Regions from separate parts of the Homo sapiens genome. Here region 2 is linked to region 1. A link is a contact called in ENCODE Hi-C data. All regions are on one chromosome and are shown on one strand. Each heading gives the region's core, a stretch centred on a gene start or an enhancer-like site at or near the end of the contact. The rest is flanking DNA. Distances are from core to core; before and after follow the strand shown. Region 1 overlaps LOC105378379 (a long non-coding RNA gene). Region 2 holds the start of LOC105378379 (a long non-coding RNA gene).

Region 1 (7,076 bases), core at 2,155-4,654:
TTTCCCTCCAGGTAGTGGGGACAGGACCCAGTCCTGTTGCAGATGTGTGATGGGGCTGGCTCATACAGATTTGTGAGAGCACTTCTTTCAGCTCCATAGTCAACAACATAAAGCCCAATAGTGAAAGTGTTTACACCACAGAAATTGGCAAATGCTACGAATCCAGCCTTTTTGTTTTTCTGGGACAGCTCGTTGTATAAATTTTACCACCTGGCTGGGCTGTCACCTATATTACCAGCAGCAGAAGCTGGGCCCTGGTTTGAGGTCTATCCCTCTGTTCCCTTGTGTGTTGCCGCCCCAGATATTTTGGGTTGGCCACAGACCTTTGTGACATCTATTTACTATAACCATAAGTGTCTCATAGGCAGAGGTTGAATATGCGAGGGAGTCTGGGGGTGACTGATCTTATGGAAGCCTGATTCCCCAAACACCTCTCTGAGCCAATTGAGAAATCCAGGCAGATCATAAGTAGTGTAATTTCACACCAGTGCTTTTCAAATATTGACCTAATGGGAATTTGGAGGCAAGGCAGAACTCTGTAGGGCAGAGAATGCAGAGGAAGAAGACAGAGGTTGCATTAGTTTTTGGAACTCTCTTGCCTCGTTTTCAGCTCTGGTCCAAACGTGCACACTCCCCTTAGCAGTCATAAGTTCTGCTGCTAATGCTGTGCTGGCCCTCCTTAGAAGGCAGGGGAGTGAGGATATGTGACTACACAGGCCTACCCTGGGGGCTCTCTCTGCTCCAACTCCCCACTGCTCACAGGTGCTCAAAGTTATCTTCCCAAACCACAGGCACTAGCCCCAGGGAGAAGTCCATGGAACAGTATTTCCTGTATCTTCTTGCATTCCCAGGGATGGCTTAGGGCTCCTCATAGATTGGCACTCTATGCTGTTGTCCAGCTGGCCTGGCTTTCAAACCTCCCTGTAGTCTCAGAATGGCTGGAGTGGTCTTGCCCTCTCTGACTGACCCTTTGAATCAGGCCAGCTGACCTGAGGCTGTACCTTTCCTCCCTACCTCTTACTTCCCACTCCATCTTCCATCTACCCACTCTACCCTGCCGGTCCTCCCTGGATTTGTTGACAATATCAAACATGGCTGAGAAAAGCTCCAATCCTGGCAATCTCAGTCCTGATCAGGCCCTTAGGCTGGGCCATTTGGCAGATGTCCCAAAACTACATTTCCTGACCCCTGTGTCACCTTGGTGCCAGGGAAACAGCCCAGTGTGATGAGGACACCCATAGGAGTGATCAGAACCCAAGGGTCACCGTGGCTTAGATTTCAGCCCCAGGAGCTGACTGTACACTGTGAGCAAGACACCTTACCTCCCTGAATCTTAGTTTTCCCATCTGCAAAGTGGGGCTGCTAATTCACCTCTTTGGTTTACCAAGAGTCTTAGATGAAATTATGGCCTAAAGGTGTCTACTCTTTTCTTAATCAATATTTTGGGGCAGCTCTACGTGCCAGGCCCTGAGCCAGGAGCACAGTAGGTACCTAGCTGATAATTTGCTTTCCTATGTCCCTTCCTCTCATACAAAAAAGACTACAGAGATTGCAAAAAGGAGCTGAAAAAATGACTCTGCATTCTGGTCTTCTGGACAGTGCTGGAGGGGAAATTGTGTCCAGCATAGCTTTGGTGCCACTGCCACAAAAGCAAGTGTACATAACAAAATCTCAGGCCAGCACTGTTAGGCAAGGCATCCCTTGGGTGGCCCAAGCCTCTGGTCTCAGCAGCCAGACACTGGGTTGCAATAAGGCAGGGAAAACAACCTCAAATTCCTTGAAAGTCTAAACCCTCAGCCAGTGCTTTACCAGCAGGTTAAGATCTGGCCCAAGTTCAGAATGGACAGTCTAGGCAGGTTCCTGGGCTTGAAGGCTTGAGGGTGGGGCCTGGTGGGGCAGAAGATAGGTGAGCAGGGTAGTGGTGAATGAAACATATCAGCGTCACTCATGGGGTTTCTAAACAGCCCTGGGGCCCAGGCTGCAAAGGGTGGGAATATCTACTGTGCTCTGTACTTTCTGCACGCTATTTTAGCTAATCATGAGCCCATTTTACAGATAGAAAAACTGAGGATCAGCTGGAGTCAACAGCTTACCTGACATCACCTTGAGTGGCAGAGATGTAATAACTCAAGTTGGCCAGCTCTTCTTCCTATTCAGCACTGAACCGGGCCATTGGCAAGTGTTCCATCAGCACCTTAACAAAAACTGGACTGTGAGCCAAAACCTAGAACTATCCATAGCTAGTGAAACAATGAGAACAGAACCAGCCCTTGTCCCTCCCCACACAGCCTAATTAATGTGTACAGACAAGAACCACTGCACATCACTTATTATTTAACTGGCGTATAAGTACCATCAAAGGTGCCATAGTCATGCGTGGTGGCTCACATCTGTAATCTGAGCACCTTGGGAGGCCGAGGTGGGAGGATCACCTGGGGTCAGGAGTTCGAGACCAGCCTGGCCAACATGGTGAAACACCATCTCTACTAAAAATACAAAAATTAGCTGGGTGTGGTGGCCAGTGCCTGTAGTCCCAGATATTTGGGAGCCTGAGGCAGGAGAATCACTTGAACCTGGGAGGCGGAGGTTGCAGTGAGACGAGATTGCACCGCTGCACTCCAGGCTGGGTGACAAGAGCGAAACTTGGTCTCAAAAAAAAAAAAAAAGTCCCCTGCTCCCCAAAGAGCTGAGGTCAAGTCGGTTGGGCTGACAAGAGCTCTTAAGAGAATGGTCCTGGGGCTGGGCTGGTGGAGAGAAAGCCCAGAGGAAGGAATGTGAGGGGACAGTGTGCACAGGCAGGGTTGCTGAGCTCAGAACTAACCAGATCTGGGCTCCGAATTGGAGCACTGTTATCAGGAAGTTGAAACCCCTGTCTCCCAGGCTTTCTGTACCAAGCTGGGCACCAGCATTTTTGTTTAAAGAAAATCACCAGCATGGGCTGCTCCCCAAACCTATCCCCTAATGCACACTCAATCTCAGAGGCAGCCTGGGGCCCCTCTGCCTGGCCCACAGCCTCCTGGGACTGCACAGATTTCCTAGCCCCATCGCCTGCTGATGCTGGCACCACTGGCTGGCAGTGGCTCTAGAACTGGAAATCCCAGGAGGATCCAGGATCTGCAGCCTGAAGACAAAACGTTCTCAGGGCTGTTCCCTAGCAACCCAAGCTGCTCGCAATAGCTCCAGTTTCCACAGCTGACGCCCTTCCATCCATTTGCACTGAGGCGTTTGGTTTTAGGTGCTCCGGGATGCTTCCTAATGTCCCTTCAATGATCCATGAAGCCATTTGCTTATAAAATCTTCCTTCCTCCCTCCTCCCGCCCTCACTCCGCCCTTCTGCCAGCATTTAGTGTAGTGAACCCTCTGCGGCAGAGGCAGCAAACAGAACCCTGGGTGGCTTGTTGAACAAAGCCCTCATTCCATGGTGGCAGCAGCAGCATGGGGTGACGTTCCTTGCGGTGATGCTGCCCGCCGTGGGCTGTGTGGGGAGGGGCAGGAGGGGATTGATGGGATCCAGAAGACAAGAAGCAAAACAAGCCCAGCACCAGGCAGAGGTGGAGGGGAGAGGGGAGGAGGGAGAACCAGGGAGGAGGGAGAGGAGAGGAGAGGAGGAGGGAATGGGGGAGGAGGAGGAAGGAGAGGAGAGGGAAAGGAGGAGGAGAGGCCACTTCATTTATTTATTATGATGCCAGTTGTAGTGTTGGTCTCATGTGTGGGGAGCAGACTGTATTTTATGTTTTAATCCTCCAAGCTGTGTGTGTGGGCTGGGGATAATCACATTGAGAAATGTGTATAATATGCTGAAGGTTCTTTTTGTGGAGAATGGGAATGCTCCAGTGGAATATCTTCCTCATGGCAACCAGTGCCTTTTCCATAAGCCACTCAGAAGGTGCCAGTAATTGGGAGTGCAGTAGAAGTGTGGGGCCAGCCCCCCAGTCTGGCCAAGTCCTCCTCCATTGTAGGGGAGGCCTGGGCATCTGAGGAGCAGGGCTGGCACCTTCCCTTTGCCCCTGCCTGCCCGCTGTTTGGGTGGATGACAGGCAAGATACAAATGGGATGCCTGATTGCTTTCTTGGCCACAGCCTTGGGGCCTGCCGTGGAAGAATGCAGGGAGGAGCTGATAGGCAGGCTGCTAGGAGACAGAGCAGCCATGTGTGCATGCTGTCCTGAGTGGCACACATGCACACATGGGCGTGCACACACTCTCAGGGACACAGGTGTGCACCCCTGCCCTCACACACACACCCTCACACATCTACACAATGCACATGTGCATGTGTACACACACCTTCACACACACAATATACCCACGCGTGCACGTCCACACTTACACCCACTCATACACACACCCATGTGCACATGCACACACTCACACCTTCACACACAATACATAAACAGGCACACACTCAAATGCTCACATTCACATTCATACACACACACATGCACATGCACTCACATACCCACTAACTCACTGTCACAATCACAAACGTACAGAAATCCACATATCTATTGTGCATGTGTATGTACATGCCTTTTCATTCTCTCTCTCTCACACACACACCCTTGTATGTATGCACACACACTATTGCTTGCATGGGCTGACACTTGTGAAGTGATATCAGAAATATTGTTAGTGACATTTTTATTTGGAATTTTAAAAGAAGAAATTGACATCTCCTTCCTTAAAAGGCTACAAGAGTATCTTCAACCCTGACATCTTAAATGTTTATTTTTTAGCACACATGCTTTACTGACTGCACCACTCACTTAATTTAGGCCACATGGCAAGTGTGCAAACTTTCCTTCAGCTCATGCTGAATGCTGATTTGATGACTGTTTACCCAGAAACTGCAGATCCAGTGGAAAAAATAGTCCAAGCTATGGAGATACCAATTAGTCTCTCTTCCCATGGTGGGCCAGCTTCTTCACAGGATGAAATCCATGGGACAGACAGTGAGGTCCTTGGAAACCCCAGCTGTGATGAATAGGCCTTCTGGCTCCCTTGGGGCTCGGCTGGTTATTTTGTAGGACATTGAATTTCTTGGTAAGTTAGAAGAAGTGCTAATGAGCCCTAATGTGGGGCCGAGAGGGCTGGGGGTGGACTCCAGTCTAGGCATCAGCTGGGTCAGCTTCCACTTTTGCCTCTGTGACCCCTGGATCCTCCTTTCCCTTCCTCCATCTCCAGTCTCTGACAACCAAACTGGCACAATTCCACAACCCTGGCATGCTCTTCTCCCCAGGCACTGCCGCCTCGCTCCAGTCCAGACCCTCCTGTCTCTCTCCAGAGAGTCTATGTTGACCCCGAACTTCTGTCCTTTCCTCTGACAACACCCAAACCTTCCATGGGCAGAAGCATTTGAGACAACATATGGCCTACAGGATTCAGCAGGAATTTCTCAGCCTGGTGCTAAGGCTTCTTCTCTGTGGCCAGCCTGTCTAGCATCAACTTCCACTAGTTCTCTGCTGTGCCCTCTTTGCTGATCCAACAGCACTGGTCATTGTTTCCTGAGCTTGCCCTGGTCCCGCACCTTGGCCTACCCACCAGTGGATCCGAGAAGTTTCCACACTCTCCATTAGCTCCCACTGCAGGGAAGAGGGGTCCGTGTACCTGCAGGATGGGGCTCTGCAAGGCCTAATGGCTTTGGCTTCCTGGCTGCTCCGAGTTGCCTCTGGTGGTGTCCCTGTTTGTCCACTTGCTCCAGCCACACTGGCTGCCCTCAAATGCTCCAGGCACACCCCCAGAGCAGGGCCTTTGCACTTGCTCTTCTTAATGCCTGGAAAGTTCTCCACCCGGCTGTCCACATGCTTCACTTCCCAACTTGCTAGGTCATCCCTGAAATGTCACCTCCGTGAGGCCGTGCTTGACCACATCGTTTAAAGTGGCACCCTGCCCCCGGTTCCTGCCCTTCCACATCCTCTTACTCTGCAGCCCTTGTCACCACCTGACCCTGACCCTGACCCACACCCACTGTGCGTGCTACTAGAGAGTGAGCTTCAGGAAGGCAAATGCTGGGGCTGTTTCAGGCACTGCTGTATCTCCTGAACCCGACAGAAACCAGGGACTTAGAAGCTACTCCACTTCCCAGCCCATCTCCAAAACAGCCTATTCTCAAGTCCATCTTAGGCTGGCAAAAGGAGCTGAACGCTTTTTCCTTTGTACTCCAAACATGTGTTGAAGGTTCTTGCTGCATGTTGACCCAGAGAACAAACCCAGATTTCTTTTTTATTGAGCATATTGAACTTCTCATGTACTCTTAAAGTATTTTACATGCATTATCTGATTTGCTGCTCACAAAAAAATGCAATGAAGTTAGATGTGCTAATTAGCCCTCATGTGGGGCCGGGAGGGCTGGGAGTGGGCTCCAACCTAGGCATCAGCTGGGTCAGCTTCCACTTATGCCTCTGTGACCCCTGGATTTGGTGTGTGTGTGGGGGGTCTACGAGGCCTTCTAGAGGTAAAAATAGGTACTATTTTTATCCTTATTTGATAGAAGAGCAAACTGAAGCTCAGAGAGGTAAAATGACTCACCCGGGTCACACAGCCTCTACCTTCCTGCGCCCTTTCTGCTAGACCCCACCACCTGCACTATTTATACCCTCTCTCCCTAGTGGGTGGTGATCTCTGTTTCTTAGCAAGCACCCAGTTTTTTGCAACCAACCTAGGCCATGTCTGAAGTGTGAGTCATAAGCACAAAGGCCCTGCTTGTCGGCCAAGAGAGCATCATCACATTTGACACCCGAGGAGAGACTTCAATCCCACTGAAGAGTGGATTTTCACAGGAGGATCTCTCATCTGGCACTTCCTGACCATGTGACATGGGGCATATTGTTTTACCCTTTGAGCCTCTGTATCCATATCTATAAAATGGGGTTAATATCTACCTCCAAGGTAGTTGTGAAACAGCACAGTTGATTTGTTCCTGCTTACAAATAATCTTTCTGTAAATAATTTATAAATTCCTGACTCAGGGAACTCCAACTCACCAATTGACACTTTATCACCCTCCAGGATTCGTTTTGCTTTACTAGGCAGTCACCCTGCGCTACAGCCCCACGGGTATTTAGCAGGCAAAGAAAAG
Region 2 (7,076 bases), core at 2,608-5,107, 52 kb before region 1:
ACCAGGAAATGTGAGCCAGAGGTCCCACACAGCCCAGTTGCTTCTCTGTGAAGAGTGCAGTACCCACCTAATTCCTACCAGGGCTTCTGGGCTATATCTAGAATCTGAGGCAGGAGAGTCAGGGCAGGGCTGGAGGTCCACTTGGGAGGAGGGCAAAGGAGAAAATGCATTGAGAGACAGAGTCCACAGCCCAGAGAGTCAGGACCTGGTTGAGGGACAGACTCAAATGTGCCTTCCTGCATATAGAAGCCTCAAGCTCAGAGGACACCCTTCTGCAGGGGCAGCCAGGGGCCTGCTCTCAGCTCCCAGAGAGGTCCCTGGAGGGCCAGAGTTGAGCATGGAGGGTGACCAGTTTCTGCTCCAACCCCCTTGCAAGTGTCGTTCCTTAGAGCAGTCTCTGACACTGAGGGAGACTGGAAGAAGGGAAAGAAGAGCTGGCCCGGACAGGGGGACCAGGAGAAAAGGAAGGCCCAGAACAGTGGGTGGCGACGCCACAGGGAGCAGTGTGGGACAGCCACCAGGTGGGCTAGGCACCCAGGTCTCCCCTGCAGGACTGGAGGACGCTCTCCCCCAGCTGCTGGGAGTTGTGAGTGGAGAGTCCTCCACGTCAGCTGTCAGCCCTCTTCAGGAATGGACTAAAGAAAGCTACACTGCCAAGGTCACACCCCTCCCTGGGAAAGCCCACATCCAGTGACTGGCCAACTGGGAGGTAGAAAGGCCCAACCCCTTTGCCTGAACTCAGGGCCACTCTGAAGGGCCATCCTGCTTCAGCGCTCCCCACAGGGTCAGCTGCGGTCTCGCTGTGACTACATTGTAGCTGGATTTCTCCTTCAGCTTCTCCCTGCTTTCTTCCCTTTCCCATGGGTGTGGGTCCCGGGAACACCCCTCATTAATGTTCTACACACTGATCTCCGGCTCAGAGTCAACTTGCCAGGGAATCCACCCTGCAACAGTGGCTGACCTCAAACTCATGCTCATTCAATAAATCTGCCTCTAGTTTCCTTTTGGGCCAGATATGTGCAGGGTGCTGGGAACAGACATCCGGATGAGCTGTGTTTCTTGTGCTTTCCTCTGGTTGGGGAGCCTGATGCCGAAAGGTGGTGGGTACTGGCACAGGGATTTGCTCCTGGAGGGCCTGACCAGGGTGTGCCTGCTCTCCCTGAGTGCAATCCCAGTGTCTTAGAAATGGAAAATGGGGAGTGGCCAGCCCTTTTTCTGAGGCTCAACTCCCCAAGTAGTCAGCCCATCTGGCCTTGGGACCTTCAGTGCCACAGAGCTCACGTGGTCCCAAGTAACTCTGCATACGCAAAGTCCATTCTGGTCTTCCTGGAGCTGTCCCACACTGGCATCATTCTCAGAATGGACTCGCAGGAAAAGTCCATTCTGGAGTCAGGGAATTCCTGGCAGGGTGCGGAGGCTCACTCACTGAGAGAAGCCCAGAGCGCATTCAGTAAGGTAAGGAGGCAGCTCCCTGCTACACAAATCTGCAGAGAATGGAGGGTTCCTTTCGGTGGATGTGTTTCCCACTTGAACCTGTTTCCTCTCCAGCCTTGCAAAGTGTTTCTACATCTGGAACACATGCTCTGAGGATGAAGGATACATTTGGAAAATGCTGCAGGACTTCTCAGTGCCTGCATCATTGAAGTGTACGCTGGGAACCTGTGAGACCCGGGCAGAGTATGCAACATCTCCCAAAATTGCTGCACCATGGAACACTTTTTTTTTTTTTTTTTGCAGGACATCTCTCAGGGCCAACGTTTTGGAAATTATATTTTGAAACAAAAATGCTGTTTTCAAAAATTCTCAGAGCTTTCCCTGTTCTTGCTCAAAAAAGAAAGGAATTCTATCCTGGTGGAGGTGTGCAGCGGATATTAAGAGGATACTGGGGAGTGCAGGAGGTGGGGGAAGGAGGGGGAGCTAGGGTGTCCCTTCCTCTCACCTTCCTTAGAGCCGTGACCTTGCAGGGTGCCAGGGGAAGGCGGTACGGGACTGTTTGGTGGGGTGCAGTGAGAAGCCTGGGGAGGCATGGGTGGCATCTGTGTGTCCCTGCCTCTGACAAATGCCATGCCGCAGGCTGACAAAACAAATGTGAGTGTGCACCAGGCTGTCCTTAGTCTCTGCCAGTTCAGATGCTCAGACACCAGGCACTGGCTTCCATCCTCCCTGACATCTGAATTACGGCAAGGCAGGAGGCAGGGCCTGGCCGCTCTGGAGTAGGGGAAATGGCAAACAGATGTCAGAGGCCAAGGGGCAGGATGTGCTGGAAGGTTTGTGGCATCTCAGGCCTGCTTGCAAAACAGCCCTTCCCCCTGGGGAACAAAGAGGGGTGCTGAGGCCACAACAAAGAGACGCTGGTGGCAGAGGGGTTAAGAGCATGGGCTTTGAAGTTCCACAGGCCTGGGCATGAATCCGGGCTCTACCACTTGCTAGCTGTGTGACCTTGGACAAGTTATTTAACCTCATGTGTCAAGGAGGGAACATAATAGTTCTTCGCTCAGAGTGTGGCTTTGGGTGGATTAAATAAGATGATGCATGAAAAGGACTTAGCACACTGCCTGGCGCATAACACTCAACAAATGTTCCTTGTTTATTTTGCTGCTGCTGCTTGGGAAACAATTCCTGAAAGACTAAATGTTTATTTGTTCAGCAAATACAGACTGTGCCCTGCTCTGTGCCAGGTGCAAGGGCACAAACACAGACAGGCCCTGACCCTGGCCTTACGGAGCTGATAGTCAAGGAGTGGTTGTGCCAGGAAGCCACCTTGGCTGCAGAGTGACATCTAGACCCAGAACGCTCTGGGCCTTTCCTAAGATGAGAAGGCTGTGAAAGCAGGGATGGCAAGGAGGAGCACTGAACAACGTCAGGACCTAGCGCCGTCGTCAGCTAGAGACACTGTGTGTCTTCCTGCAAGTCCCCTCTGCCCAACAGACTCTTGCTCAGCCTTCAAGGCCCAGCCCAAATGCCCCTTTCTCTGGGGAGCTTATCCCACATGGCCAGGGCCCTCTTAGCTCTTGGTGCAGGTCTTGGTGGTGGCATTTGCCTAATTCTGGTGGTGTAAATGTCAGTTCTCTCCTTGACTGTGTCTCATTTTGGACTAGAAGGTTCGTGAGGGCAGTAAATGTTTGGGGAGTAGTATAGGGTGCTGTTTAAGGATGAAGGTTCTGGAGTCAGTCACATGTAGGTTGGAATTCCTGGATACAGCAGATTTTGTGAGCTTTGGTGAACTCATCATCAACTCTAAGCTTCAGTCTCTTTATCTATAAAGCTGAGAGAAATATACAGACTCCTGGAACTGTTATGAGGTGTAAAATTGACGCTAGCCAGAAAGGGCTCAGCACAGTGCTTGGCACACAGGGAGCCATGTACCAGCATGGTCTTATTTCCACCTTTGTGTCTATCTAGTCTTACCCCACTACCTAACCATGGTAGGTGCTCTATAATTAGTTATCAGTTGAATCAAGTAAGTTCCCCATTCTAGGATTCAGTCTCCAAATCTGTAAAAAGGAAGGAAATGGCCTCTCCAAGGCAACTTCAGATACATTCTCTGCACCCAAAGGAACTCTCGGACTGTCCAAACCCACCTTTTCAGTTTATAGAGAGGGAAACCGAGGCCTGTGCAATTGTGCAAGAGCAGCGCATGTGAGTGAATGCATCCATAGCCTTCCTGGAGAGGTGGAATGTTATTTTGGTTAGTTCTGCGGTATACAGATTCTCAATAGCCAGTTTCTTTCCCATCTGAACTGTTTTTGTAAAGAGGAAATATCAAGGTGTATGATGTCAATGCAGTTAAGTAATCCAGCCAGCTGTGTAAACATCTGGAAGTAGTAGAGACACAGCCCCAAAGCGAATGCAGGGATCAGCGCTTCCAGACGTCTCTGGGAGGCTTCCAAACTGTAACCTATGAGGAACCAGCTAGGAGAGGCAGTGCTCTGATCAGAAACTGGAGTGGTATTCTCTCCTCTCCAGGTTCTGAGTTCTGGAGAGCTAAGGAAGAGGACAAGAAAACCACTATGCCCAGGGTGTGTGACTTTGGAAAATAGAGGTGAGGTTTAGGAAAATCCTGCTAATAACAGGTTAGCAGCAGATGGAAACAATGTGTCAGAATCACAGGGACCTGCTTCTTCTCACTCTTTTCCTGTGGTGGGGAAGGGATGAATGTGACCATGCCCTGACTCTAGATCCTCAAGGGAAAGGGAGTGGGTTTGAACATCTGGAATCTAGGGCTTCAGACTGGGAATCCCTGAGCTGCTTTCTCCTTAGAAGTGACTTTTCACAAACCACTTAGGTCAGGGGAGAAAGGATCTGCAGGTGCTTCCATCCCAAAGCTCAAGCTGTAGATGAGAGAATGGAAGCCCAGAGTCGGGGAGGCCACAGGGCCAAGGTCACATAGCTGGGCAGGGAAAGATTCAGGGCTAGGAGCCAAGCTGCCAGACTCCAAATCCATGCTGGATTTCTCCATAGCCCAGTGGCTTTCCCTCATTTAAAATTACATATATATAAATATATATATATATATACACACACACATATATAAATATACATATATAAATATATATACAAAATACATAGATAAATATATATAAATATACATATATAAATATATATATAATTACAAAATTAGCATTGTCAGAATGTGAAAGACACAGAAGCACAAAATACATTTGTAATAAAATCTCTAGCTGAAGCTAATCACTGCTTCTTGCACTCCCTGCCCCACCTCATAAAATGCACACATGCATTCACACACATGCACACATTCACACACACAAATACACACACACACACAAATACACACACACACACACACACACACGTGGTATCCAGCTCCTTTGGTAGACTTTTTCTCCTTTCTTCTCCACAATCCCTTTACAGGTGTGGTCTGTTGTTTCCTGGAACCAGAGATTGTAGTTTGCAAGTAGAGAGCACAGGGTGGAAGGAGACCTGGCTTTGCTTTATCCCTCACCAGCTGTGGGGTCTTCTCTGAGCCTCACTTTCCTCATCTGCAAAATGGATTATAATGTATACCTTAGAGTAAATCAAATTAGATCAAATATGTGGAAATGCTTTATAAAATCCAAAGCACATTTTTCCACATTGATGATGGTGGAGGCTGGTGCTTGGGTAGGGGGCTGGTTTGTTGGTTTCTGCCTCAGGCCAGTTGGATCTCACTCTCTGACTCCTTTCCAGGGCAGCATCCTTCTTGCTCCCACACATCCATTCCCAGCTCTTTGGCTAGTCCCTCCCCCATCTCCTCACCAGCCCCTGACCCCAACAACTACAGCCCCAAAGAAGAGACCCCTGGTCTAGAACCCTGCATGGACAGACTGGCTGGGGGGTATCAGGTGGGCACTGGGGGTGGGCATGGGGACAGGATGGCCCTGCACAGAGGACTGGCAGCTCACCTACCTCAGGCGTCCTGTGCCCTTCCTTGCCCTGACCCCAAAACTGCCATGCTCATTTCACAGATTCATGAACCCAAACATTTCAGGGTTACAGACTGTCCAGCCTCTGTGCTGGCAATTTCTCCTGCAGCCTCTCAGCCTCCTTGCCCTGAGTCGGAGAGGTTTTCATACCTATTTTACAGAGGCGGAAACTGAAGATTCTGGCACTCCAGGTGATTCCCTCTTACAGAAATATTTGCATTTGAAAGGGCTCTTGAGAACCCAAGGTTGCTGATAGTGGAGATTTGGCTGCTGTGTTTGTGCTGCTGCTGGTACAGTGGGCTGTGGGGATCTGCAAGGTCCCATCCTCCTCAATCCAGTTGCAGGCATGTGGGAATTAGCACTGACCTTTATTGCCATCTGCCTCTGCTCCTCACCTGCCCTGTCAGGACAGAGATGGATGTCATCCCATCATTCCCCTGGCTACTGGCAGAGAGGCTAGGGACAGAGGCTGGTGCTGGCTCACACCAGCTGACCACAAAGCTGGCCATGCACATGATTCCACAGGTGTCCATCTCTGGGTATCACCAGTCCCGAGCCCCAGGCAGGAAAGCTGGGGAAACACCTGAGACCAGGGAGGAGCAGGTGCTGACTATATCTCATTATTCATGTCAGCTGAGTTTCAAATTTAGGAGATGGCGGTCAATGAGTGTGGGCCTTGCTGGGAGAGGGGTTCTTCCTCCCAAGTCCACTTGTCTTACTGACAGCCTCCTCCTTAAATGTTAGACAGACAGAGCCTAGTTTCAGCTTCATGCCTGGTGAGTTTGGATAGATATCTTAACTCTCTCACCTCAATCATCTGCAAAATGGGCACAAGAATAAGCCCTACTTGGCCTCCCTATTGGTAACAAATGAAAGACTGTTCAAAACTCTAAGTGTACAGTGGTTTTCCTGCCAGACAAAGAGAACATGGCCACTGGCCAAAATGGTAGGGGACCAGTGGCCAAGGGAGAAGAAGAAAGCAGCAGTGAGACTGCCCTGCGATGGCTCTCTTGGCATTACCCCAGGGAAACGCAGAGTCAGTGCCATCAACGAGCCAGGTCCAGACCCTGGTCCCATCTCCCCATTCCTTTGAGAGCATTGCAGCCACCACTTCATGTTCTCTGCATGCCTTCTCCAGCTACAGGCCTTGGCTCAGTGGCTTGTGGGGCTTCCTGCCACGGCTCCATAGGCTGCATCAGCTTTAGGTATGAGGTAAGAGAGAATTAGCGTCTCTTTGTGACTTTTTCACAATGTCTTTATTCCACTGTGGAGGTGCCTTTGAACTTGGCTGGTGTGCATGGCCCATCGACTCACCCTTTCTATCAGCTTTAAAACTCTCCAGTGGGCACGTGGTTGCCCAGGGAGGAATGCTCTGGCCCAGGACTTCTCTGTCTGAAGGCAGGTGGTTCTGAACATCCAGCTCCAGAATGCCAGTGGAATCCCAGCTGGGTCCCTTTAATGGGTCTTGTCAAGCTGACTCTCCTCTGGCAATGATAAGGGGGCCCCCACAGCTGGGGACAGCAGCCCGGAGACAGCCAAGGGCTCCTATCTTCTGTTCTCATAGGCAATCATGGGAGTTCAGCACCTTTTATCAGGCAGATGTAATCTTCTCAAATAGCTGCCAAGTCCTCCTCTTCCTGGAGTTCCCTAAGA

What was found. Hi-C counts contacts between places; a loop is a spot of excess contacts on that map. Pooled maps may share reads with other maps.
Region 2: a loop to region 1 is called in a map of adrenal gland, with 5 times the contacts of the local background. The contact joins two enhancer-like sites. A Hi-C loop is called at or near these places in 3 of 168 maps with a recorded cell type or tissue (adrenal gland, endothelial cell of umbilical vein and lower leg skin), 1 of 37 single-sample maps with no recorded cell type and 2 of 50 pooled maps.

Annotation. Positions count from the first base shown.
Region 1 is chr10:78,685,544-78,692,619 of GRCh38, reverse strand. The region is part of intron 1 of LOC105378379 (a long non-coding RNA gene); the gene reads left to right. Among named protein-coding and RNA genes, the nearest start is that of ZMIZ1-AS1, 380 kb to the left of the region's middle. Within about 2 kb of position 3,404, at least 6 of the 41 ENCODE cell types and tissues checked have a DNase peak (open chromatin) inside an H3K27ac peak, as active enhancers do.
Region 2 is chr10:78,738,477-78,745,552 of GRCh38, reverse strand. It overlaps LOC105378379 (a long non-coding RNA gene), which reads left to right and starts at 1,010. Exons shown (of 5, transcript XR_946100.2): 1 at 1,010-1,455. Within about 2 kb of position 3,857, at least 2 of the 41 ENCODE cell types and tissues checked have a DNase peak (open chromatin) inside an H3K27ac peak, as active enhancers do.